Linked DNA regions of Homo sapiens: all the other regions are linked to region 5. A link is a loop called in an ENCODE intact Hi-C map of the cell type or tissue named here. Cell type or tissue: mammary epithelial cell. All regions are shown on one strand. Region 1 has its middle 100 kb from the start of HCRTR2. Region 2 overlaps LOC101927189 (a long non-coding RNA gene). Region 3 has its middle 150 kb from the start of FAM83B. Region 4 overlaps FAM83B (family with sequence similarity 83 member B). Region 5 overlaps LOC107986606 (a long non-coding RNA gene).

The links. Hi-C counts contacts between places; a loop is a spot of excess contacts. Peaks named below come from ENCODE experiments on the same cell type or tissue, not always from the same donor. Only the 100,000 strongest peaks of a DNase experiment are listed, where the experiment ranks them.
Region 1: it touches region 5 in a loop (10-fold over the local background); 51 of 110 quality-filtered maps call a loop at or near these places.
Region 2: it touches region 5 in a loop (10-fold over the local background); 11 of 110 quality-filtered maps call a loop at or near these places.
Region 3: a loop joins it to region 5, with 6 times the contacts of the local background. A loop is called at or near these places in 7 of 110 quality-filtered maps.
Region 4: a loop joins it to region 5, with 3 times the contacts of the local background. A loop is called at or near these places in 4 of 110 quality-filtered maps.

What each region holds. Positions count from the first base shown.
Region 1 is chr6:55,067,243-55,072,242 of GRCh38, forward strand. No RefSeq gene overlaps it. Among named protein-coding and RNA genes, the nearest start is that of HCRTR2, 100 kb to the right of the region's middle. In mammary epithelial cell, a CTCF peak has its summit at 2,121 (motif pointing left); no DNase peak of the experiment used is centred here.
Region 2 is chr6:53,984,043-53,989,042 of GRCh38, forward strand. All of the region lies in intron 2 of LOC101927189 (a long non-coding RNA gene), which reads left to right. Among named protein-coding and RNA genes, the nearest start is that of MLIP-IT1, 12 kb to the right of the region's middle. RefSeq lists an enhancer at 1-784. In mammary epithelial cell, a CTCF peak has its summit at 2,302 (motif pointing right); a DNase peak (open chromatin) is centred at 369; H3K27ac peaks cover 990 bases.
Region 3 is chr6:54,990,129-54,995,128 of GRCh38, forward strand. No RefSeq gene overlaps it. Among named protein-coding and RNA genes, the nearest start is that of FAM83B, 150 kb to the left of the region's middle. In mammary epithelial cell, a CTCF peak has its summit at 2,885 (motif pointing left); no DNase peak of the experiment used is centred here.
Region 4 is chr6:54,872,739-54,877,738 of GRCh38, forward strand. The region is part of intron 2 of FAM83B (family with sequence similarity 83 member B); the gene reads left to right. Among named protein-coding and RNA genes, the nearest start is that of FAM83B, 28 kb to the left of the region's middle. In mammary epithelial cell, no CTCF peak of the experiment used is centred here; a DNase peak (open chromatin) is centred at 2,103; H3K27ac peaks cover 3,854 bases.
Region 5 is chr6:54,715,416-54,720,415 of GRCh38, forward strand. All of the region lies in intron 1 of LOC107986606 (a long non-coding RNA gene), which reads right to left. Among named protein-coding and RNA genes, the nearest start is that of FAM83B, 130 kb to the right of the region's middle. In mammary epithelial cell, a CTCF peak has its summit at 2,630 (motif pointing right); DNase peaks (open chromatin) are centred at 2,616, 3,186 and 3,496; H3K27ac peaks cover 1,485 bases.

The DNA.
Region 1 (5,000 bases), 350 kb after region 5:
CAAACAAATTAACATATCTATCATCATATAATTACTTTTTTGTGGCCAGTGTATCTAAAACCTACTCTTTTGGAAAATTGTCAGTATATAATGCAATATTTTTAACTATAGTCCTCAAATTGTACATTAGATCTCTAAATATATTCATCCTACATAACTGCAAGTTTGTATTCTTTGACCTGTATTTTCCCATTTCTCCCTTGCTCCAACCCACCCCCGTTAACCACCATTCTATTCTCTGTTTCTATGTCTTCAATTATTTTTTAAGATTCCACATATTAGCAAGAACATGAATTATTTTTTTTCTGTCTTTGGCTTATTTTACTTAGCATAATATCCTCTAGGTTCATCCATGTTGTTACAAGTGGCAAGGTCCTCTTTTTTAAGGCTGAATAATATTCAATTGTATATACATAAATTTTTAATTCATTAATCTGTCAACAGATACTTCAGTTGTTTTCAGATCTTGACTATTGTGAATAATTGCTGTAACTAATATGGAAAAGCAAATATCTTTACTAGGCGGTGCCTTTACTCCTTTGAGTATATACCTAGAAGAGGAATTACTGGGTCATATGGTAGTTTCATGTTTAATTTCTTTAGGATTTCCATACTTTTTTCCATAATAGTTGCACAAATTGAATTCCCCACCAACAGTGTACAAGGGTTTCTTTTCCTTGATGCCCTCACCAACACTTGTTATTTCTTGTCTTTTCGATAAAAGCCATCCTGACAGGTGTGAGATGATATCTTGTTGTGGTTTTTATTTGCGTTTCTCTAATGATAGTGATGTTGAGCACATTTTTATATAATACCTGTTGCTCATTTCTATGTCTTCTTTGGAAAAATGTCTATTCAGGTCCTCTGCTCATTTTTAATGAGGTTATTGTTATAGTTATTCCTATTATATGCTATTGAGCTGTGTGAGTTCTTTACATATTCTTATGTTAACCCCTTATCAGATATATGGTTCACAAATATTTGTTTCCCAACACAAGCCATTTCATTTTGTTTAGTGTTTCATTTGCCCTGGAGAAGCTTTTTCTTTCTTTCTTTCTTTCTTTTTTTTTTGATGTAGTCCTATTTGTTTATTTTTGCTTTTCTTACCTGTGCTTTTGGTGTCATATCTGAAAAATCATTGCCCAGACCAATGTCAAGAAGCTTTTCTCTTATGCTATTTTTCTTTCAGAAGATACAGTTTCAGATCTAATGTTGAAGTCTTTAACACATTTCCAGTTGATTTTTTAAAAGATAAGGGTTCAATTTTATTCTTTTGCTGTGGATATCCATTTTTTCCTATGCCATTTATTGAAAAGACTATCCTTTCTCCATAGCATCTTCTTGCTGCCCTTGTTTAAAATTAATGGACTGTACATACCTGGGTTTATTTCTGACCTCTCTATTTTGTTTCATTGACCTACATGTCTCTTTTTATGGCAGTGCCACACTGTTTTGATTACTATTGCTTTGTAGTAGAGTTTGAAATTAGGTACTATGATGCCTCCAGCTTTGCTCTTTTCATTCAGGGTTGCTTTGGCTAGTCAGAGTCTTTTGTGGTTCTGTATGTAGTGAATTTTAAGATTGTCTTTTCTATTACTGTGAAAAATGTCATTGAAATTTTGGTAGAGACTGCATTGAATCTGTTGGTCACTTTGGGTAGAATGAACATTTTAACAATATTGAAATGTCTTCCAATCCATGAACACGGGATATCTTTCTGCTTACTTGTGACTTCAATATTTTCATCAATGTTTTATAGTTTTCTGTGTACATATATTTTATCTCTATGGTTAAATTTATTCCTAAATATTTTATTTTATTTTATTTTATTTTATTTTATTTTTGGAATAGCATTCCTATACACTAAAAATAAACTATCTAAAAAAGAAATCAAGACATTGCTTTTTAAAGGGCCTGAAGGGCAACCCAGTGCCTTCTCTGGACTGGACTCCTGGAGTCTTCTTGGCATTCCTTCCCTTCTCCACGTTCCAATGAGCACACCACAGTCTCTTCTTAGACTAAGTGCAGGACCCAGACTCTTGGACTTTTTTCAGAACTTCTGTTCTATTCCTATTTGTCTTTTCTCCAGCTGCCTCTCAACCCTCCATCTGTACTGCCATCTGCTGGTTACGAACAGCCTTGTTCTTTAACAGCTTTGTTTTGGATCTAGTTAATATCAAGAAATAACCACGGTAATAATAAACAGTAAAAGATGATATATATTTAAAAATTATTGTGGACAAAACAAAAATTTTTTTATATCATGGAACTTTAACAATAAAATAAATAAAAATGCATTTGATATTAGATAGAGATAACTGCTAACAAGAACAAAATAAAAAAGAGAAAGGAGTATAAAATGTCTTGGAGGTTAAAATTTGTGATGGGGTATGTAGGGAAGATCTCTTTAAGAAAGTGACTTTTGAATAAACATTTGAGGAAGTGAGGAGCCAGCCATGTGGCTACCTTGTGAAAGACCATTCTAGACAAAGAAGAGCAGGAACAAAGGCCCTGAGGTGACAGCAAGCCTGGCATGTTCAAGACACAACAGAGGAGAAGGCATTGTAGATGGAGAAGGAGTGGTAAAGGTTGTGAGTGGTAAGAGAAGTTTTCAGAGAGGTCATTAGAACCAGTGCATGTAGGGCTCTTGTGGTCATTGTAGACATTTTGCATTTGATTCTAAAGCAGGGTTCTGGACAAAAGAAAGATATGACCTGTTTCATTTTTTAACAGTACTACTCTAGTTGCTTTATGGATAATATATTGTGTCTTAGAGATGTCAACAGATTTACTTAACCTTCTGAGACTTAAAGCCTAGGTGCCTAACCAAAAATATATCTAAACTAGTCAAATTGGTAACAAAAGTGGTTTAACCCAGAGCCAGTGAGTAAGACTTACCGACTTTATAGAATAATCATGCTTCTTAAAGCATCACAAGAAGATTGAAAATGCAACCTAAACCTAGGAGGGTAAAGTAGAATGCACAAGCCAGGGAAGCCTTACCTGAAATGCCTCTACGGCAGCAGTTCTCAAATTTCTTGATTTGGAGACTTCCCGGAACTTCTTATTCTTTAAAATTATTGAAGACCCCAAAGACTCTATGATTATGTGGGTTAAATACATTGGTATTTACCATAATGAAAATTATTAATAAATTAAGATACTTTAAAAATAGTTATATGTTTGTTCACTCAGGAAAGACAATAATAAATCCATTATGTTTACATAAATAACATAACTTTTTGAGCAGTAACTATATTTCCCAAATAAAAACTTGAGTGGGAAGAGTGGCATCATTTTACATTTATGTAAATCTCCTTGACACCTGGCTTAATACATAACAGTTGATTTTTTCTAATCTGCTTCACCATTTCTTCTTTTAAGAAAACACACACCATGTAGCTTGTGGAAAACTACACTGTATAATAAAGAAAGTTTGAGAGCAAAAAACACAGATAACACCTTTTTTGATTATTAAAATATTTTTGACCTGTGGATTTCCTGAAAAACAGGTCTCTGAACTACACTTTAATTTTTACACTCCTGTAAAAAAAGACAAGTTGTTATATGTATAAGGATCTACTTTGCTCCTTAAAACCTATGCCAGTGTCTCAGTAATAGAGGTAAGATGAATTATTATAAATCAGAATAAAGCATAATGAATATAGTAAAATTGTGCTTGGAAAAATATCCTAACCACGTGAGATTTGCACACCTAAATTGTCTTATATTGTTTAATTTGGCACATTCTTTGTTTTTCAAGTTTTATTATTTTTATTAGGAAATACAAAGAATATTAAGTTATTTGCGGGGGTTGGGGCACAATCTTTGTCTTGAAGTATAACATTTTGGCAAGAGATAGGGTGAGAAAAGAAAAATTCTAAGGAAGTAAAATGATTTGGGTAAAGACCAATTCCCTGTGAGTAATAATTGGTGAAAGATACTTTTTTCCTATTTTTCTTCATGACTTGGGACAGAGTTTTAGCCATGAGGGCAGTATTTATTATAATTCAGTGGACATGATGAGGTCTCCAAAAGTACTTAAACTAGACCTCTAGATTCAATTTAAAGTCGTATTCTAATATCTCAAACTAAAAAGAAAATTGTGACTTTTAATTCTACTTCTTTGAATTTCTGAGGCAAATTTCAACAAAGATTCAATCATATTTTTAAATTAATTCAATCTTACTTTAAAAACAGTAACGTTTGATACAAATAAATATACAATAAGGAAAAATCTCTACTTCAGGAAAAAAATCTATCAGCTACTGTTTTATAGTGATCTTAATTTCTTTTAGCACATTCAGTGGCAGAAATTATTTTATTTGATTGTGTTTTCTTTAGAAAAATATCCTTTTATTAGTTCTTGAACTATTACTAGCTTTCACAACACAAAATTTAAAAGGATTAACTTTCTAATTTGTCAAAATTATAATAATAACCCATATTTAAAAGATAATCAGAAAAAAACTTAAGATTTGGACATTGTATTTTTAATTTTTATATTACATGGTAGTTATATCATGTAGTGACTTCATTAACAGAGAACTTAGTTCAATAGTTATTTTCATTTTATGTTAATTCCTCAATTATTTGGTTTTATATTATGTAGGACATATAAGGATAAGCAGGTTATATGTAATTTTTTAATCAGCATTTTAATAAAAATAATTGAAGTCAACACTGAAAAGAAATGTGACCTACAACATATCACGGCATAGCAAAGCTTATTTTTGTAGCATGTGCCAGCAAATACAAGGCACTTGCCGTGATGCACACATACATATCTTCCTAGGCACCTTCATTCATTCTGCTCTCAAATTGTTACCTTCAACACTTCGTGCTTTCTTGTTTCCAAACATTGAGATAATAATATTAGCATGATTGTAGACCATTGTTACCAGCCTGAAAGCAAAAAGGGAATTATGAGAGTGGTTATCAAGTATTTTGGCAAGAGGAGGGGAAGCTTAGAGTAGAAGTGCCTTTGTATGTTAGAGGTG
Region 2 (5,000 bases), 730 kb before region 5:
GGGGGTATGTGCGCTCTATTTGGACTTCTCTATCAAGGTCACAAAATCATGATTAGATCCACCTTTCATATAACTAGGGAAATAAAAACAAACCAATATTACCATTCTGGAAGGAACTTTTCTGAGTCTTTTTGTCCAACTACTTGCTTTTTAGGCACAATTAGGAGGTTGTTTCTAGATAACATTAATAATTGATTCTATGTGGTTTTCAAAGTTCTAAATTTTAAAGAACTCACTCAATCATGCGTCAGAGTATAATTATCCCAAATAACTGGAAAAGCATATAAGTGATGACATGACTGTGATTCATTTCCTCTGTGTGGTCATTGTCTGACTCTGTGGAATCAAATGTTCATTTGAGAGCCAGGGGTGCCTGGGACCTGGGAAAAATGCACCCCTGCCCAGGATCCTCATTCTGTGAGTCACACACACAAAACCAAGGGTTGGTGAGTGACAGCTAAGACCAAGGTTGGAACCTACTCATAGGAGAAGCTTCATTTTGTTCTTCTCCAGCAGCGCCTATATAGCCACTTCTAATCTGCAATTCGAGGGATGGAAGGGTGTATTCAGTTTTTCTTCCCTAGTAATTTGAAACCAACTTGATAACAGCTTGTTCAAATGAAGAATGGATAGAACATCTGTTTAAATCAACTCTGAGAGGCAGAAACGGAACTTTTGTGTGCCTAATATTCCCATTGGCTAACCCTGTCCCTAAGCCTCCGTACCATGGCTTCTGAGAGTTTTTGGCCAAATGCCTAGTGGGAGGGCATGGTCCTGTTGGGAATGGTTTTTCTGCTTGGAGATGGCTTTGGCTTAGCATCTTTCTGTTCTCCAAGGCTGTTTACTCTGCCACCTATCCAGAAAGAATTTTTTTTTATGAGTCCACAATTTTTCAGTCCTGGAAAATTTTACAGTGTTTTCACAGACATTATTTCATTTGATGTTCATAATCCTTCAGGGTAAATAGGGTAGGTTGCTGGTGTCCGCGCATTATGGATAATGAATCAGAGATTCAGAGAGGATAAATCTGACTTCTACTCCAAACAAAAAGCAGAAAAATTATAGCAGAAGAAGCATATATCATTCTAGTTTTCAGCATATCTAGATTAATTCTGATTCATTTTTAATTTCAGCTGAATATGTTGTGCTTTCTCTATTGCTATCCTGGGGTTCATTTAGGGTGGAGCCACCTAGACATCATATACATGCCTTGGCTGCATTTACATCTCACCCCTCCTGCTTCCCCAAGTATAATCACCCCAGTGCTATGAAACCGATTAGAAGAAAATGAAGTGTTCAGTGCTAACTCCAAAATTCCAGGTGCTATGATACTGCTGCATACATCCAAAGGGACTTCTTACTTTAAGAAGCCCCCTTTTAAATGAAACTCTTGACTTCTTAGTGTTGCCTCAGAAATGTGCTCTTCATTGCAGAGAATATTACAGAGAATGTTCTGCTGCTTTGTGGAGGAACCATAGGAACTGTGCACGATCTTTCTTACCACAGAGTCACAAGGAGAAAATTGGCAGCTTAGGAGACCAGCCAGCTAAATGAAATGTCAGCCAACAAACAACTTAAATGCTCTTGGATCATTTTTCCTCTACTTTATCAAGTAGTTTTAGTTTGGGGGAAGTCAACAATCTTCTATGTTGCTTCCTTACTCAAGATTTCTCTGTCTCTGTCTTCTGAGGCATTTGTTTCTTTATGCCTGGATCTGCCACTTCACGTTTTGCCTCTTTTTCCATATCTACCTCTGACTCTATCTTCATCTTTTTCTCTCTCCCTTTATTTTCTTTATTTTTGGTTTCTCTCTTTCATTTTCTCTTATATTGTCTGTCACCTTGATTTCTATAAACACGTAATTATCACTAACAGATTAAAGAGCTTTATAAATGATGGTGAAAATTTGAAACAAATTTCTTAAAGAATCTTTGAATCATTGTGTGTGTGTGTGTGTGTGTGAGAGAGAGAGAGAGAGAGAGAGAGATTTAAGAGAGAGAGAGAAAGAGAAAGGTATTTATTGTTGACCTGTGATTTTCTCAATCCTAATCCTCAAATGAGAGTTGTAGAACTGGGATTGGAACCTGCAGCCAGCTAGGGACCACATCACACTGCCTTCCTCCTAGTCTCCAAACATATAACTGAAATATTATTGTATCTTGCTCTTAGTACCTCTCCTGTATAAATGCGCTCATGCATTTCTTTTCAAATAACTGTAATTCTAGATACATTTGCATAAATAGGATTAGAATCTTGCAAAAGTGTATTCTATCCAAAGGGTGTCTGCACAGGAGAAGGAGGCCAGCAGGTGTCAGTCTCACCTCAGAAGAAGAGCTGAGAATAGTTTCATTGTGGTTTTTCTTCATCGGAGTTTGCTTTTTTGAATGAACTTTCAAATAACCTAAGTTAAGTTCTTGTTTGTTTTAAGCAAACTCTGGGTTGATTTAAAAAGAAAGTAGGCTATCTCAACCTCATACCACCCCACAACCTGAGTTGTATACGGATTATTCTCTTGTTAAAAACCCAGCTATTGGATTGGGATATAATTTTATTATTGCTGGGCATCTGGGCATCATTTAATAGGTACTTTGAAATTTTTTTAATTGCATGGTAATTGAGTCATGATAGAGAAGTGTCCCTTTGGATGAGTGCAGCAGTATCATAGCACCTGGAATTAATTTTGGAGTTAGTCATCATCTGTACCAACCACACATTCTCCCACCCCATTTTCAGCTGAGGAAACAGGTTCAGAAAAGATTTGTTCAAAGACTCATGGCTGTGAGGAAGAGGGTCAGCATTAGGACTAAAATCAAGAGCCAAGTGGCTGAGTCTTTAATGAGCATATTCAGATTGACGGGGCAAAGCAACATCAGGCCCTAGTGGGCTGTCTGGATCTGCAAATGTTCACAAGTGATTATCTTCAGTGTAATCCCCATGGCAACATAGCAAAGTGCCTGCCGTAGCTGGATGAGAACTATGATTATGCTAGAGAAAGAAAGAAACTCCTAGGGACAGCTTGATTGAGGAGGGGTTGTTATGCATGTCGCCTCGCAGTGTTGTTTCTCCTTAGGCAGCAGTGGCAGCGATGTTTGAGAGGGGCCTATGGAGCTTGTTTACATAATCAACCGGAAAGCACTTGTCCATGTTGGTCTGTGCCCAGGGGCTGACAAGCAAGCCAGAAATCACTCTGGTTTGTGTTTCTGTAGTTCTTGAAGATGTTTAAAGATGGTCACTCCTCCAGATGATTTCTGCCATTTGCTATGGGGATCACCACACCCGAGCAAGCTGCAGAGCTTTAGGGTAAGGAACAGATGTGATGGTAGTTTTTCCAGAGTAAATGCTTGCCAACCTTGGCTGACGAAACTAGGCTTAACAAACATGCGGACAAGCTCAAGGCAGGCCTCCCCACGAATTACTTTCCCTGGGTTTTAAAAATTGGTTTACAAATGTTAAATGTTTTTTGTTAAAAGACATGTCTCTATAAATCAGAGCCTGCAAGTGCCTTTAAGAGAGGCAACTAAGTAGCACCCTAGTCTAGTCGGTTAATACCACTGCTGTAGACAAGAAGGTGTGTTGCTGGATTCTGCTTCAAGGATGGGCTTGCTGGCCAGCTGTGGGGGGTGCAGGCATCAGGCAACCCATAGTCTTCATAGCCTTCTGTGTCTGCCTCAGCTGCAGAGAGACGCCTGTCCTTTCGCCCTCAGCCTGAGCAGCCCACCTCCATTAACTGAGATGGAGAGAGGGATAGCGGCCCAGCCACTTCTGCCTAAAGGGGCCATCTCTGTTGGATCCTACACTTCTGAGCTCCCAGTTGGGTTGGTTCAGGCTTGTTGGGCCTGCATGGCAATCCTTCTTTTTCCTTTGCCAAATCCATCTTTGTTTGCTGCCATTCACAGGTGTTGATCCAAAATCTATCTTAGTATCTGCTTTTAGGAAACTCTGCAACAATCAATCTATCTTTTCTGCTTGGAAAAGAGTAGAAAAAAAGAAATAATTGGACCCTTAAAGTAAATGCCTAAAAGCCTTTTCAGATAACTTACCTTTTCAATAATTTTTATATAAGAGAGGAAAAGATTACAAGTTTTTTAGTCTCAGGAAAGAAAAATTATCTAGTATTAATACTATAAAAGTAGTTAGTTATGTAGTAAGTTGACTCTTAACATAGCCCACTTAACCACTTTTTACAATGGGAAGAAAAGTTTCCTGATTTCTTGATTTATGAGGCTCCAAAAACTCTTGTTTTGAAGGTTTTCACACTCAGTTCCTGTTTAATTAATAATTGCCCTGAATGTTTTCCCATGTATCTAATTATGTTTTGCAGTTCCATCAACCTTCCTAGCTAGTCTCAAAATACCAAAACGTTGCCTTGCCCTTGTTGTGGGTGTGGTCAAGGTTTCCTCTCTTGGGATTTCTTGCATGGGGTATGAGGGGTGGTGTTGTGGGGGAGAAGGAGAGGGATGCATAGAGTGGAGAAGAGAGTGTAGGGCGCTCATCCCTAGGGCACCAGCCTCTACTCTGTTGCCCCAGAAATGTTTCCAGACGTGTATCTGGACTTCACCCTTTAATTACCTAATTGGGTAGGTTGTAGGTAGTATGGAATCTAATGAACTGGATCAGGGAAAAAAAAATCTGAAGGAATAAGTGATCTCTCCTTGAAGGTGCTGCAGAGGTAATGAGCAGAGTTAATGAGTGACTGATCCATGGTGGTGGTCAATTTAATTTGAGTACTGAGGTTGAACACATGCTAGATGTAATAGAAAGCAATATTCATATGCAACACGTTGGGTTACATAAAATCTGGAAAGCTTATAATTTAAAAGATACAGACACACAAAGCAACGATTCAGGCCAAGCCAGATTTAGAACTGTTTTTTAATATGAGACTGAGGGATGATATCCTGGATCTCACAGGGGCTGGATTTTGCCTGAGTGTTAGAGCTAAGATAACATCTTATTCTTGTCTATATTTCAAGAAGCATTCTTATTAGGACCATCTTCTA
Region 3 (5,000 bases), 270 kb after region 5:
CTAAGGAAAATTCAACCCTTTTGAGGATGACAGAGTTGTGAAGTACCCGATTGCCTTAGTCACCTGATAGAGCAGGATTGTTTACTCTGTTTGGATCACTTAGCTATTTTTGGACTTGTACATTTAAAAGCAAAAGGAAATTCTGTTTTGTTTTAATCATGAAACGTTGTGGTCTGTTTGTCATTGTACATTTAAAAGCAAAAGTAACTTCTGTTTTGTTTCAGTCATGAAACGTTGAGGTCTGTTTGTCCTAGCAGCTTAGCTTATATTCCAAATAATGTATTCTTCAAATTAAAATGTAGGTAATAACACTATCACAATCACCACCAACAATGAGAATAACAGTTACTTATTCAACTTATCCTTTGTGCTTGGCCTTGTGCTGTATGTTTTGAATGCATAATTTTATTTATACCTCAAAACAACCCAATGATGTATATACATTATTCTGAGACTTAGGTGAAATTTTTTTTTAAGCCGTTTGCTCTCAACCAAAAGTCAAGAAGTGAGAAAGCTAGAATTGGAACTCAGGTCAGTATGACTACAAACCTTGTGAATTTTAATGCAAAGTAATTCCACTTTCAGCATTTCCAACAATTCTTTTAGTGCCTCATTATAAAATGAGGTCTTCTATACCAAGTCCTGTATTATCATTAATTATTTCCAGCTGAAAAGAAAATGTCGTTGTGTTCTCATGGCACTAAATTAATTTGTGCTAAGTTTGTTATTTCTCATTTGATTTCATTTATTCACAAGGTATCTATTGAATACCTACTTTGTAAAGGCTGTTTCTATAGTTAGAAGAACAAACTAGTACAGTACTTGTCTGGCTCAGTAGGAAGTGGGAGAGGGCAATGTACAAGTGGATTAATACATAACACTATTCAACAATACACAATCCATGTTATCACATAACAACATTTTTGTGAAGAGCAGACCACATATACAATGGTGATTTTATAAAATTATAATGGAGCTGAAAACTTCCTAGCCTGGCTTGTGACATCATAGCTGTTCTAATACATAGCACAACACATTGCACATATATTTCTGGTGATATTTGTGTAAACAAACCTACTGCCCTGACAGGTATATAAAAGTATACAGGCTCAGCAACGTCACTTCATAGATTCCACAAAAAGAGTGTTTGGAACCTGGGGAATCAAAACACAGGTTCCATTCTGTGATATGAAAGAGCATATCACAAAGCATTTTCACAGGTAGCTTGTTTCTAGATTTTAGAGCTAGAAACTCTATTTACTATTATGTACCACATACTATTATGTATAATACACAATAGTTGATAATAAATGACTGTGTTGCTGGTTATATATTTACTATACTATACTTTCATCATTCTTTTAGAGTGTATTCCTTCTACTTATAAAAAAGAAAAGTTCACTGTCAATTAACAGCTTCGGGCAGGTCCTTCAGGAAGTATTCCAGAAGAAGGCATTCTTATCACAGGAAATATCAGATCCATGTATGTTACTGCCCCTGAAGACCTTCCAATGGGACAAGATGTGGAGGTGGAAGACAGCGATATTGATAATCTTGCCCCTGAATAGGCCTAGGCTAAAGTGTATGTTTGTGTCTTAGTTTTTAACAGAAAATTTTAACACAGCCACCTTCCCCTGCCTAAGCATTTCATCTCTGACCTGTTGTCCTTCTGGGAGCCCAGCCTCCAGAGGCCTGTTATCTGCCTTGGGGCTTCCACCACTGTCAATGCCAACATCCAGCCAAGGAGGGAGTGGGGAGAGTGGGCATCTTTGTGGATTCTGTCACTGTTTCTGTGGGAGGGAGGCCTGAGCAGGCCTGTCATGCCTGACAGCTGCTGGCCTCCACTGCTCTCATTGATGGGGACTATCCTCCCTGTCGACAGGCACTCTGTACAACTGCCCTGCCCCTGCCTAATCATTTCAGCTGTGGCCTGGTGCCCACCTGAGAGCCCAATTCCTAAAGTCCTGTGATCTTCCCTGGCACAGCTGTCATGGAATGTTCTACAGCTGCCTGAGTGTTTTGCTTGCCCCTGCCTGAGTGTTCTACCAGTGGCCTGGGAGCTAGCCCTCCCTTCCCTAACACAGCCAGCACCTGAAACCTGAGGAACTGAGAACAAGTCCACTGGTCTGGACCTGCCCTAGTCCCTGTAGGATTGTGCACACTATCCAGGGGACCATCCAGGGGCCTGAGGATTGGAGGAATGTCTAGCCCAGTCCACAACCACTGGCACCTCCACACACCCAACCAGCCAATACCACCACAGGTGACACTCACCCACACATGTTGAAAGGCAGAGCCCCTCCTCCTCTCTATACAAAGCAGCAGTATTCATGCATCAGAGTACAAGTGAGCCACAAAGATATATCCACCCCAAAGTCACTCCCATGAAGATCTTGGGACAGGTGTTTTCCATGGCTCTCAGCTACATTGTGGCCTGGAGATAGCAGTGTCTTTCTGAACTGAGAGTCTCGAGTCCTAGGACAGGGATGTGACAGAGAAACAGTTCACATTCCTGCCTGCCCAGGACAGGGAGCTGGTGCAGCCCCTTTTCATAAATGACAAAATTAAAGCGGAAACTTACAAGCCAGAGACCTCAGCACATTTCACCAGGAGCTCAACCACCCACCCCTATCAGGGCTGGTGCCTGTGCTTGTCACTGGGGTATTTATGAGTGAGCTTGGTAGTTGGTGGCCCAACTCTACCCAGCTTGGTCCTCCCCACCCTCTCCACTCCCTGCTGACCAAGGAACTTAAGGCAAGGGGCACTCCACAGAGAAGCCCATCACCTGAAATACCAGAGAACACCTCTCAATAAGCAAAGACTAAGCACACACTCAACTGCTGTTGCAGCCAGTTCTTACATGTAAGTGCCACCTACTGGCCTGGAGGTTGAACTGCTCATCACAACACAAAAACTACTGACAGAAGTGTACCAGGCTAAAAAAGTAAAGTCAAAAAAACCCTAAACAACAGACACTACAGTCATACTTTCAATAGTTAGAAAAAAAATCCTATCCAAATAAAAGTAAATTCAAAAATAAGAAGTAACAGTTTCTCCAGGTGAAAAGGACCCAAAACTCCGGCACCATGAAAAATACAGTATCGTAACACCCTTCAAGAATCACACTACCTATCTAGCAATGGATCCTAACCAACATGAAACTTCTGAAATGATAGATTAAAAAATTCAAAATATAGATTGTAAGGAAGCTCAATGAGATCTAAGAGAAAGTTGAAAACCAGCACAAATAAATCAGAAAAGCAGTGTTGGATGTGAATGCAGATAGGTATCGGAAAAAACAAACAAACCAAACAAATGGAGCTTCTGGAAATGAAAAATTTACTGAAGGAGTTACAAAATACAGCTGAATGCTTTGAGGATAGTCTAGACCGAACAGAAGAAAGAATTTCAGAGCTTAAAGACAGGTCTTTCGAGCAAACCCAGTCAGACAAAAATAAAGAAAAAATTTTAAAAAATGAAAACAATCTTTAAGAAATATGGGATTATTTATAGTGACAAAACGTACAAGTTATATGCATTCTTGAGGGAGAAGAAACAGTAAAACATTGGGCAAACCTATTTAAGAAAATCTCCCTGGCCTTGCTTGAGATACACACATCCAGATACAAGAAGCTCAGGGCATACCAGGAAGATACTTTGCAAAATGAACATCATCAAGCCATACAATCATCAGACTTTCCAGTGTCAATGTGAAAGAATCCCAAAAGCAGCAAGAGAGAAGAACCAAATCACATTTAAAGAAAATTCCTTCAGACTAACAGCAGACTTCTCAGCAAAAAACTTACAAGCCAGAAGGGACTAGGGTCCTATTTTCAGTATTCTTAAAGAAAACAATTGGCAGCCAAGAATTTTGTATCATGCTAAACTAAGCTTCATAAATGAAGGAGAAACAAAGTCTTTCCCAGACAAGTAAACGCTAGGGAATTAATCACTAGACCGTACCTATAAGAATTGCTTGAAGGAGTTCTAACATGCAAATAAAAGGACAATACTCACCATTGTAAAACACATGTGAGTACAAAGCTCACACATCCTATAAAGTAATTACACAATTGAGACTACAAAGCAGCTAGGTAATAACATTATGCCAAGAGCAAAACCTAACATATATATATTAACTTTGAACATAAATAGCTTAAATTCTCCACTTAAAGGATATAGATTGGAAAACTGTATTAAAAACAAGATCCAATTATTTGCTGCCTACAGAAGACCCATTTAATGGGTAAAGACACCCATATACTCGAAGTAAAGGGGTGAAAAAACATATATCACGCAAATGAAAAACAAAAACAATCAGGAGTGGCTATAGTTATATAAAACAGACTTTAAATCAACAACAGTTTTAAAAAAAAGACAAAGAAGGTCATTATATAATTCTAAAGGGTTCAATTCAACAATAAGGTACAACTATCCTAAATATATGCTCCCCGTACCAGAGCACCAAGGTTCATAAAATAAATACTACTAGATCTAGGAAAAGAGCTAGACAGCAATACAAAAACAGTGGGGAGTTTACACCCCACTGACAGCATTAGACAGATCACAGACATAGGAAAACAATAACAAAACTCTGGAACTAAACTGGACTCTAGACTAAATGGAAGTAACAGATATTTACAGATCATTCAATCCAACAACTGTGGAATATACATTTTTCTCATCTGCACATGGGACATTCTCTAAAATAAACCATATGCTTGGCCATAAAGTAAGTGTCCATAAATTTTGAAAAATCACAATCATATCAATTATCTTCTTGGACCACAGTGAAATAAAATTAGAAATCAATACCAAAAGGAACTCTTAAAGCTAAACAAACACATGGAAAGTAAATAACTTGTTCCTGAGCAATCTTTTCATAAATGACAAAATTAAAGCGGAAAAAAAATTTCTTGAAACCAATGAAAATGGAGACAAAGCATACCAAAATCTCTGGGATATGGCATAAGCATGCCAAGTGGAAAGTTTATAGCATT
Region 4 (5,000 bases), 160 kb after region 5:
CTGTCCGTTGAGGACTCCCACTTGAATTAGCGAGCTGAAGAAATTGAAGTCCATACTGTAAAACAGTAATGTGATGTGTGCTTCTCTTTCATAAAATCAATGTGGCATACAAATAAGAAAGACAATTGCATCTTTTTTCTACTTGTATAGCTATAGCTAAGTTGAATTTGAAAGAAGAGAATTATTTGATCTTGTAAACTGAGTATACTGCCAAATATAAATTATAACAGACGACTTCGATTTGGTGCACATGGTTTTTGTTTTTAATTTTATTTATTTTATTTTTTTTATTTTTTGTTTTTAACACAGAGACAAGGTTTCCCTATGTTATCTAGGCTGGTCTCAAACTCCTGGATTCAAGTGATCCTCCTGCCTCAGGCTCCCAAAGTGCTGGGATTATAGGCATGAATCACCACACCCAGCTGTTATTTTTTAAGGTGTTAGGGACTGTGCTAGTTTCTACCCAGATGCAATAAATATTGAAGTCAAATTGGTTATCTTTGCATGGAATATGTATTTCTCAATTATTTTGGAAGATTCTTTATATGTCGCCATATCTACTTAAAGATTTTTGAAGAATTAAGTAATCTGGGGAAAAAAGTTATTGACCCCATTTTTAAAAAATTAAGATTATTTAGCTTATAACTGGACATGGTCCTGTGAAGAATTTTTAAAAGAACAAATATGAAATAAAAGCTTACCAGAACACATTGCTTTTTAAAGATTAAATGTGGTTTTCATGACTATCATTTACTCAACAGATGTCATGCTCTTATTATCTTTCAGAATCAATGGGAGCCTAATAGTCATCAGGATAAGCTTTCTGTTTTTGAATTTTTTTCAGAGGGTAATTTATCTTTATTGGTAACTCAGTGAATTGTCATGGCATTGTAAAGGGATGATCTTTTTTTTTCATAAAGTATTTGGATAATGTATATTTTAATGGATAAAGTTTTTTTTTTTTTTTGCTTCTAAATATCTCAGGGAGAATCTTTTGGTAATAAACACTGTAAAACTCTACAGAGATATGAAGCCAAACCAGTAGGACTAGACACCGTCAAAACAGAACCCAGGAAAAGATCTCAGATAAGAATTTAAATCCATTTTCACTTTTGTGTTTGCAGTTGAGATAAGGTACTTGTGAAAATAATGCCATTTTATGGAAAAATCTTAAACTAATGAAAATAATATAAAAGTTATCTGCTTAAAGGCCCAAACATTTGAAGTCTGATTATAAGCACCAAGTTAACCTTCCAGTCTCTTATGAAAGGAATTAAAAATGATTCTCAATCTCAACTGTCTTTACTGGAAAGAGGTGAAACATTTTGTGTTTGTTTTTGAATTTCAGTAATTTATATGCTCTCATTTCTAGCTTAAGTTATATAGTTAAATGAGCTCTTGATCATTTTGCTTTTATAAGCAGAATGTGATCTTTATAGTATTTCAAAAATCTATACTTTTTTACTTATTAATTTTATTTTTGCTAATTATCACTTAGAAATTGATTAGATATTTTTTGTTTATTTGTTTTGTTTTATTTCTTTCTTTTGTATGTTTGCTTATTTTGTTTGAGAACTTTCCTTTGGGAAAATTCAATTGTAGATAATATCTTACTTGTGCCCTAAAGGGACATATTTTAATTTACTGATTCTTTTTTTGAAACCCTTTCTATTTTTCACTTTGTGATTGACATAATTACATTTAGGTCAGACTTTACTTTGCAAAGTCTGATAGTGTCTAGCCAGACTTTTCCCAGGTAATTATTTGTCTGTCAAGAAGTGTTCCCAAGATGATATATGCACATATTCCTAATTACTGTGAACTCCTCTTATGAAAACATCCCCTCTAATTACTTAAAAAAGTCTTCTTTCATTAAAGTTTTTTTTTCCTAGCCACTCAGTGGTACGTATTTACAAAGTTATAACTTCTGAGAGTCTTGAATATCTGAATGTTTAACCACAATGTTATTTGCATCTCTGTTTCCTAATTCTAGGCTAGCTTTTTTTGTGAGATGTGAATCTTACTCTTGTGAAATATGGGATCAAGACACATAAGCAAAAGTCTAGTGAGAATTAGGACAGAGTAATTCCTGATGCGCTCTATACCACATTACCTGAGTTCAGGGCTTGGTTCTTTACTGAGTCACTTACTGAGTTCCTGGGTGTGTCTGTTATGGCCTTGGGAGGTATTAGTAATATAGAGAAATATTAACCATCAGTTGGCCCCACAGATGCAAAGAGGAAGATGAACAGGTGATGGGGAATCTTCTTGGGAGTGAGCTGATATTATAAAAGTAGAACTAGAATAGAGACTTTGTCACCAGGACTCTAACTAGCGTGGCATTAAACAAGTCATTGTACCTCCTCAAGTTTCTTCATTTATTTAGGAAAAGATATGAAGCAAAAATGTTTTCACATTTTTTAAATCTGGTGTTCCTATCCAAATCTCTAATACTGCTTACCAACTTAAGATTATTTTGATATGTTATATTCCTTGTTGAATTAGTTCGTGATAGAAATGATTTTTATTGTGTCGTGATATGTTACTTTCATCCGCATCCCTTTGCAACCATGTCCTGCCCAGCTAAGTGTTATTTATATGTTTATCTGTGCCTTCATTAGACTAGAATGGTCTCTGTCCTGATGTTCCTAATTTTTATTAAGAATTTCCTCTCTACCCTATCCCTGTCCCAACTCTCACCGTGAATTTTGTCATTCTTTGAATTTGAGTCAAAATTGATTTCTTCTTGGAAATAATATTTTGCTTAGTCAAATTTAATGACATTACTATCCTGGGACATTAAGTTGAACATTTCTTCTGTGAATAAAATGCATTACATGTTAATATATATTTATGTTTGAGTGTGTATGTTTGAGAGACAGGGCATGAGAGGAGAAGGACGGAAAGAGAGAGGGAAGAAGAGACGGAGGGGAAGAGGGAAGGTGGAAGAAAGGGAGAGAAAAGAAGGTGGGGAAGAAGAGGTGGAGGGGAAGAGGGAAGGTGGAAGAAAGGGAGAGAAAAGAAGGTGGGAAAGAGACAGGAGAGGAGGGAAGGAGAGAGAAAGAAAAAGATCTGGTTAAAATTGCACTGACTTCATCCTGCCAACAATTGCTGTGTCTGTATGGCAGTACTCTGTCTTTAACAAACTCGTGGTGCTATACAGAGAGACAACACATTCTATATCTATTTTATGTTTGTTGAAGCAAAAAATTAAAAAAGTATGAAAAAATGAAAATGAAATTGTTATATGAGACTTCCAACTTGGTTGCACACCAAAGTCGTCAGTAACTTAGAAATTTCAGATGTTTTACTCTGCAGTGTATTATCAGGTAAAGTCTAAGGATCCTCAGTGACTTGTATTTTTAAGAGACTTTATTTAAAAATTGACAACTGAGAAAAGAATTTAGCTTTAAAAAGAAAAAATACAGTTACTTATGGGTGTCAGTAAGTTTATCAGAGTCTTTGCATTGCTAATACTAACCAATACCTCTATTAATAGTTGGAAAGAAATAATTTAAAATGCAAGTTATTTAGGAGTGCATATATATATATATATATATATATATATATATATATATATATGTTTTTGTTTTTTTTTTTTTTGAGACAGAGTTTTGTTCTTTTGCCCAGGCTGGAGTGAAATGTCACAATCTCGGCTCACTGCAACCTCTGTCCCCCCAGGTTCAAGCGATTCTCCTGCCTCAGCCTCCCTAGTATCTGGGATTATAGGCACCCATCACCACGCCCGGCTCATTTTTGTATTTTCAGTAGAGACAGGGTTTCGTCATGTTGGCCAGGCTGGTCTCCTGACCTCAGGTGATCCACCCGCCTCAGCCTCTCAAATTGCTCGAATTACAGACATGAGCCACCGCACCCTGCTGGAGTGCATATAATTTATTTGATTGGGAGAAATGTTTTTGAGACTATTTCCTTTAGTCAGCTATTACTCTTTAGTATTTTTAAATTCTCTCTCTCTCTCTTTAAATATATATATATAAAATAAGCAGTGAGAAACAATTTTTGTAGGTACTGCACATGGTGTGTATAGTCCTCTGAGCTTTGAGGTAGTGTTACTGACTATGGTACAAAATGTAGTTCTATATATTTGGGGATCTCTGAAGTAGAATGTTTATTTTTTGTGATTGTTTATGTTTACTCATTCTTTCCTGTCTCTGGTTTAAAATAAAAACCAAACAGTTACTTATTGAAATGTGTAATATTTTCTGATGATACACCTTTAGTAGTTTGTTGGAATGGCAAAGCTAATTGTCATCATAAAACCTTGTCATAAAATACTGAGAATTCCTAATGCCTAAACACCTAAATTCCAGAGGGGTAGAAATTAGCAGTTTTACACACTCAGATGCCTTCAGGGCTAAGCCACAAAAATAACTGCAAAAACTCTGCAAAGGAGAAAGGGCAGATGGTAGTCCAATAGGGAATGAAAGGAACATGGAAGAAGAGATAACTTGACCAGACTTAAGGCATTCTTTAGGCATTTGTTATAGAGGTGATAAGCTTAGGACCTTAGGTACACATTGAGGCATCTTATCAAAAGTTAACTTTCATGAAAATAAGGGGATATTACTTTACTTGTCTGTCCTCTCAATGAGATGTAAAAAGTCATGAAGGTTTGCCATGGGAGCCTTTTTGAGATGATGAGTGCTGACATTTTGACACACTGACATTTTGCATTTTAAGGATTCTGCCTGCTGTCTTATAGTTGCTACAGATCCATCATGTGGCATATATTTTTATATCAATTATTGATTTATTTAACTAGTCACTCTTCAAATTATCTTGTAAAAAGTTGGGCGACTTTTATCCTAAGGACTGGAACTCACATCTGATTTTGAGTAATGAATTTATATTATGCAATTTAGTAACAATATCAGGTAACATGTATTGAGCACTTACATGTTAGGCACTGTGCTAAGCACTTTACATGCATTATCTTAAGTTGACCTTCATAGTAACCTTGTGAAGTGTGTCCTTTTATC
Region 5 (5,000 bases):
AACATATTAACAATTTAAAATTATAATTTAAAAATACAAATTCATGAGAATTAGGTTTAAAACAACAATCTCTGAGTTAGCCATGTCTCTAGATGAGAATGATTAGCTGTCTCTAATTTACTATTTTTATCATTGTTTCTTGTCTATCATCCTTTTTAAAGATGCATTAGGCCTGGCGCAGTGGCTCAGGCCTGTAATCTCAACACTTTGGGAGGCTGAGGCGGGTGGATAACCTGAGATCAGGAGTTCAAAACCAGCCTGGCCAAAATAGCAAAGCCCCGTCTGTACTAAAAATAAAAAAAAATTAGCCAGGCATGGTGGTGGGCACCTGAGTCCCAGCTACTCGGGAGGCTGAGGCAGGGAGAATCACTTGAACTCAGGAGGCAGAGGTTGCAGTAAGCCAAGATTGCACCACTGCACTCCAGTCTAGGCAACAGAGCCAGACTCCATTTCAAAAAAAAAAAAAAAAAAGATGCATTAGATTCTTCCTCCTTCCTTTTTAATCAGTGTCAAACAACTAGTATTTCTATAAAGATTTTGCTGTTCTCTCTGCAAATCTTTATAATTTCCCTTCTTTGAGCCCTTTTCTTAGTTCTGTTTTCATGGCCACATCACTTCACACTGCTTGGTGCTTCCCTCCCTTCCAGTTTCAGCTTTTCTTGCTTGCTACACTTGTTCTATTCTCATCCTGCCCACACTTCTCAATCTTCACACACATTTTCTGCTGTACCTGTCACTATCCCTGAGTTCACTCTCTGCAGTTGCCCTCAAGCTAAGTGGACTGGTTTCAAAGTTCTCTCTTTCACTATTTTTTTTTTTAGACGGAATCTTGCTCTGTCTCCAGGCCGGAGTGCAATGGTGCAATCCCAGCTCACAGCAACCTCCACCTCCTGGGTTCAAGCGATTCTCCTGTCTCAGTCTCCCGAGTAGTTGGAATTACAGGCGCCTGCCACAGTGCCCAGCTAATTTTTGTAATTTTTAGTAGATACGGGGTTTTGCCATGTTGAACAGACTGGTCTCGAATTCCTGACCTCAGGTGATCCACCTGCCTTGGCCTCCCAAAGTGCTGGGATTACAGGTGTGAGCCACCACGCCCGGCCCTTAACTCTTTACAAAGCCTGGGAGAAGGTGTTTATCCATCCCTCCATCTGAATAGCCATCACTTTCCCTATTCCCTCTTCTTTAGCCTCCAAGGAATATAAAACAGCTGGTGTAGGCCGGGTGCAGTGGCTCACACCTGTAATCTCAGCACTTTGGGAGGCTGAGGTGGGTGGATCACGTGAGGTCAGGACTTTGAGACCAGCCTGGCCAATATGGTGAAACCCCATCTCTACTAAAATTACAAAAATTAGCCAGGTGTGGTGGCGTACGCCAGTAGTCCCAGCTACTCAGGAGGCTGAGGCAGGAGAATTGCTTGAACCTGGGAGGCAGAGGTTGCAGTGAGCCGAGATCATGTCGCTACACTCCAGCCTGAGCGACAGAGAGAGACTGCGTCTCAACAACAAGAACAACAACAACAACAAACAACAAAAACAGCTGATATTTTTAGTCCTAGAAGCAAGTTGTCCATATGACTGAGGAGAAGAATAAGGAGAGTGAATACAAAGCATATGAGTAATGTAGTGAAACAGCAACATATGGTCTCTATCTGTGCAGAGCATTGCATATAATAGTTCAACTCTTCTCACCAGTAAGAATTTGGAAATTTTCCAATTCTGCATGCCTAATAAACGTAGCTAGTAGTTGATTTAAAAAGTAATACAATAAAGAGAAAGATGAAATTTATTTTTTTGTTGTACATATACATTCTGTAGTTCCTGGTTGTTTAATTCTTCAGTGCTTATATTTTGTAGTAGGTAATATACTATTCCTAAATTGTTAATAAGAGATGCTTACTCAAGATCATAATCATTTCAGCAGCTGAAATATTTTAAGTCTCTTGACTATCTCCTTTCATATTTTTACAATTTTGGATTAAATTGCCTTATGCTACACAGTCATATTCCCTATGTGTTTTTTTGTTTTGTTTTTTTGTTTTTGTTTTTTCTTTTTGCTAGAATATAGCACGAAGCAATATTAGTGTTAAGGTAATTTCAGGTTGTGTTTATAATTCTGAGACTAGATAAAGAATAAACATGTGACTAATATGTATCGGGGGAACCAGCCCCCAATATTTCAACGTAGGTTCTTTTCTATTTTCCCTAAGTGTTGGCCGGTCTGAGAAATAAACAAATGTCCATGACATCTTCACAATTTATGTTCTTCTGCCGTGGCTTCAGCCGGTCTCTCCGTTCGGGGTCCCTGACTTCCCACAACAAACATGTTAACTCTCAATCTAATTTTTACAGTTTATTCTATTTAATTATAGCTATTGTCTTAACACAGATTTATTTGTAATTTCAACATAATGACCAGGAAAGAGGTAAAGAAATTGTTGTACGGATCCAAGTAGATACCATTTCAAGTTAGTCATTTCTTCATAACGATTGTTGTTTCTGACCTATACTTATAAGCTCATCATAGTCATCCCTGTGAATTAGCTCAGAGGTTCATTGCAGACTCTTCTCAGGAATGTGCAGTCTACCTGTACACATCCCATACATAGCTGCAGTACAGGCATTCCAACACCAGGTGGCACTAGTAGTAATTTATAGCTGGTTAGTCTTGGGTCGCGCAGGTACCCTTAATAAATTCAAAGTATTAGTCAAAAAGTATCTCTTTATTTAGGGCACCATGGGATACTAATCATTTTCTTCTAATTTTATTATTTTCACAAATAATATTTTCTCATGTAAATTTTTAAATGATTTACATTATATAATTCACAGTGTCCATATTTCCCTTTGTTTAGACGTTTGCATCTCTTTGTGTCTTTCTGCTATGCTTCCTAGCCTTACTCCATGAAAACTAGCCTTACTCCATGAAAACATGTTAGGAACACAGCTAGAACTGTTTTTAAATTAATAAAATTGAGCCATCTTCTTCTACTTTTTGAGTTAGCACATTCTTAGCCATTTCTTTCTTACAACTCTGCTTTCTCCCCCTACCTTAATTTCACATCCAATCTTTAATTAACTGAACCAAACTGATTACAAAACAATCATTACTTTCTCTTTTTACACTCGAATGGTCCAAACAGAAGAAGCTTTTGAGCAAGATTCCCAACTGACTAGAAGAAGCCTGGGCAGTTTAACGGGCTTATTGAGAACACAATGGGATAATTGTTTAATAAGCCTTACCACTGGGCAATCAAAAGCTGTCAGTTAACTTAGCTTTCATAGATAATATTGAAATCTAGTTCTCTAAAACTCTCTAAACATTAACTAAGATAAGCAACCTGTTTTAATATAATGTAGTCTCTAAGAGGCCGGGCCATGGGAAAACGATCAGACTTTCCCAGGTCTTACACATCCAGGCAAAATATAGCAAAGAGAACAGAGCAGCGGAGGGGGTTGGCTCTTAAATTCATATCCACTACTATATACTCAACGCTTAATTGCAGTCATAGTGATTCATAAGCACTTTAATTGTAAGGGTTAAGTTACAGCAAACAAACACAGACGGTGGTAGCTGAAGACACACATTGGTTTGTTCCTTCACATGAAGACTAGCTTGTTCCTTCTACACAGGTTGAATGAAGAAGAAAGGTGCACAGAGATAAACAACAATAGGTTAATAAAATACAATCCATTTTGAAGGTAACTAGATTCTCTCTCTCTCTTTTTCTCTGTTCTTCATTTTTCCTGCCTCTTTTTTCCATTCCATGCTTGTCAGGAGGATAACCTCAAATATTCAATTTATAGGAGAGTGTGTTTTTAAATATCACAGGGAAATCCATATTTGTTTTGGCTGACACTCAATAGCTAATTAGTCTTAAACAATCTGGTAAGAGCTTGAACAGAGACCATCTGTCCTTGAAATTCCCTCTGTGGCTTTTCCAAAAGACCCAGCTTTTCCAAAAGACCCAGCTTTTCCAAAAAACTTTGGACAAATTTACAGTAGTTTTAGACTCCAAGACATGGAGCCAAATGCTTTCTTTTTTTTTCCTATTTGCATTGAACTGTGCTAAAAATTGTATCTGATTTATACCATTCAATATGATAAAATAATGATAGCTGGCATTTATTGATGACTTCCTATATGTTAAACCTTTATTCTCAGCTCTTCATTTAAGTTATCTCATTTAATATTCACAAAACCCTGATATTATGTTTATTTTTACAGTTGACAAAATTGAGACAGAAACAGTTGAGTAAATAGTAGACTAAATACAGTATGTGGCAGCAGTTTGTATTTCTATTAAGTTAGACAAAGCACAATCAGAATGGAGGGTTTAAGCTCTGATTGATTTGTAGTGAACACATGCTTTACTTGGGGAAATAAAAAAGCTTGATTCCCTGGAGAGACAGCGTTCACATAAACAGACACTCTGACCTCACAGCATGTAGAAGACTATGCTAATCCTCTGAAATGTAAAGAAGTGGCTTTGATGTTTTTTATGATTCACAACTAAAAATTAAAACAATTTTCATCATGACAAAAGTCACACAAATACACACATGTTCCTAAATATTTTCATTTAATGATATTCTTACTGCATATAATAAAAACTGACATTTCTTGTTATGCTATTTTTTGTGTGGTAGAGACTCATAAATTGATTCCTTGAACCACCAATGGGTTATAACCTGCATGTTGAGAAAAAAGCTGGTTTGTAAAACAAAACAATAAAGAATATCAAAATCCAAATAGATGAAGAGTCGCCTTACACTTTACCACACTATTTGACATCTTCTACGTATGATTAAATAAAGAAAATCCTCTATAATAATATTTCTTAGCTGGATATGAATTTTCCTGTGGAAATGTAAAAATGTGATCATGTGTTCCTTTTGGTAATGGGCAGCACAAAACTATGAAAGCCTGGCTGCTGGTGCTAAAAAATAGACACAAAAGGCACAGAGCATCCAAACATTAGAATGGCAAGAGAGACAGAATAA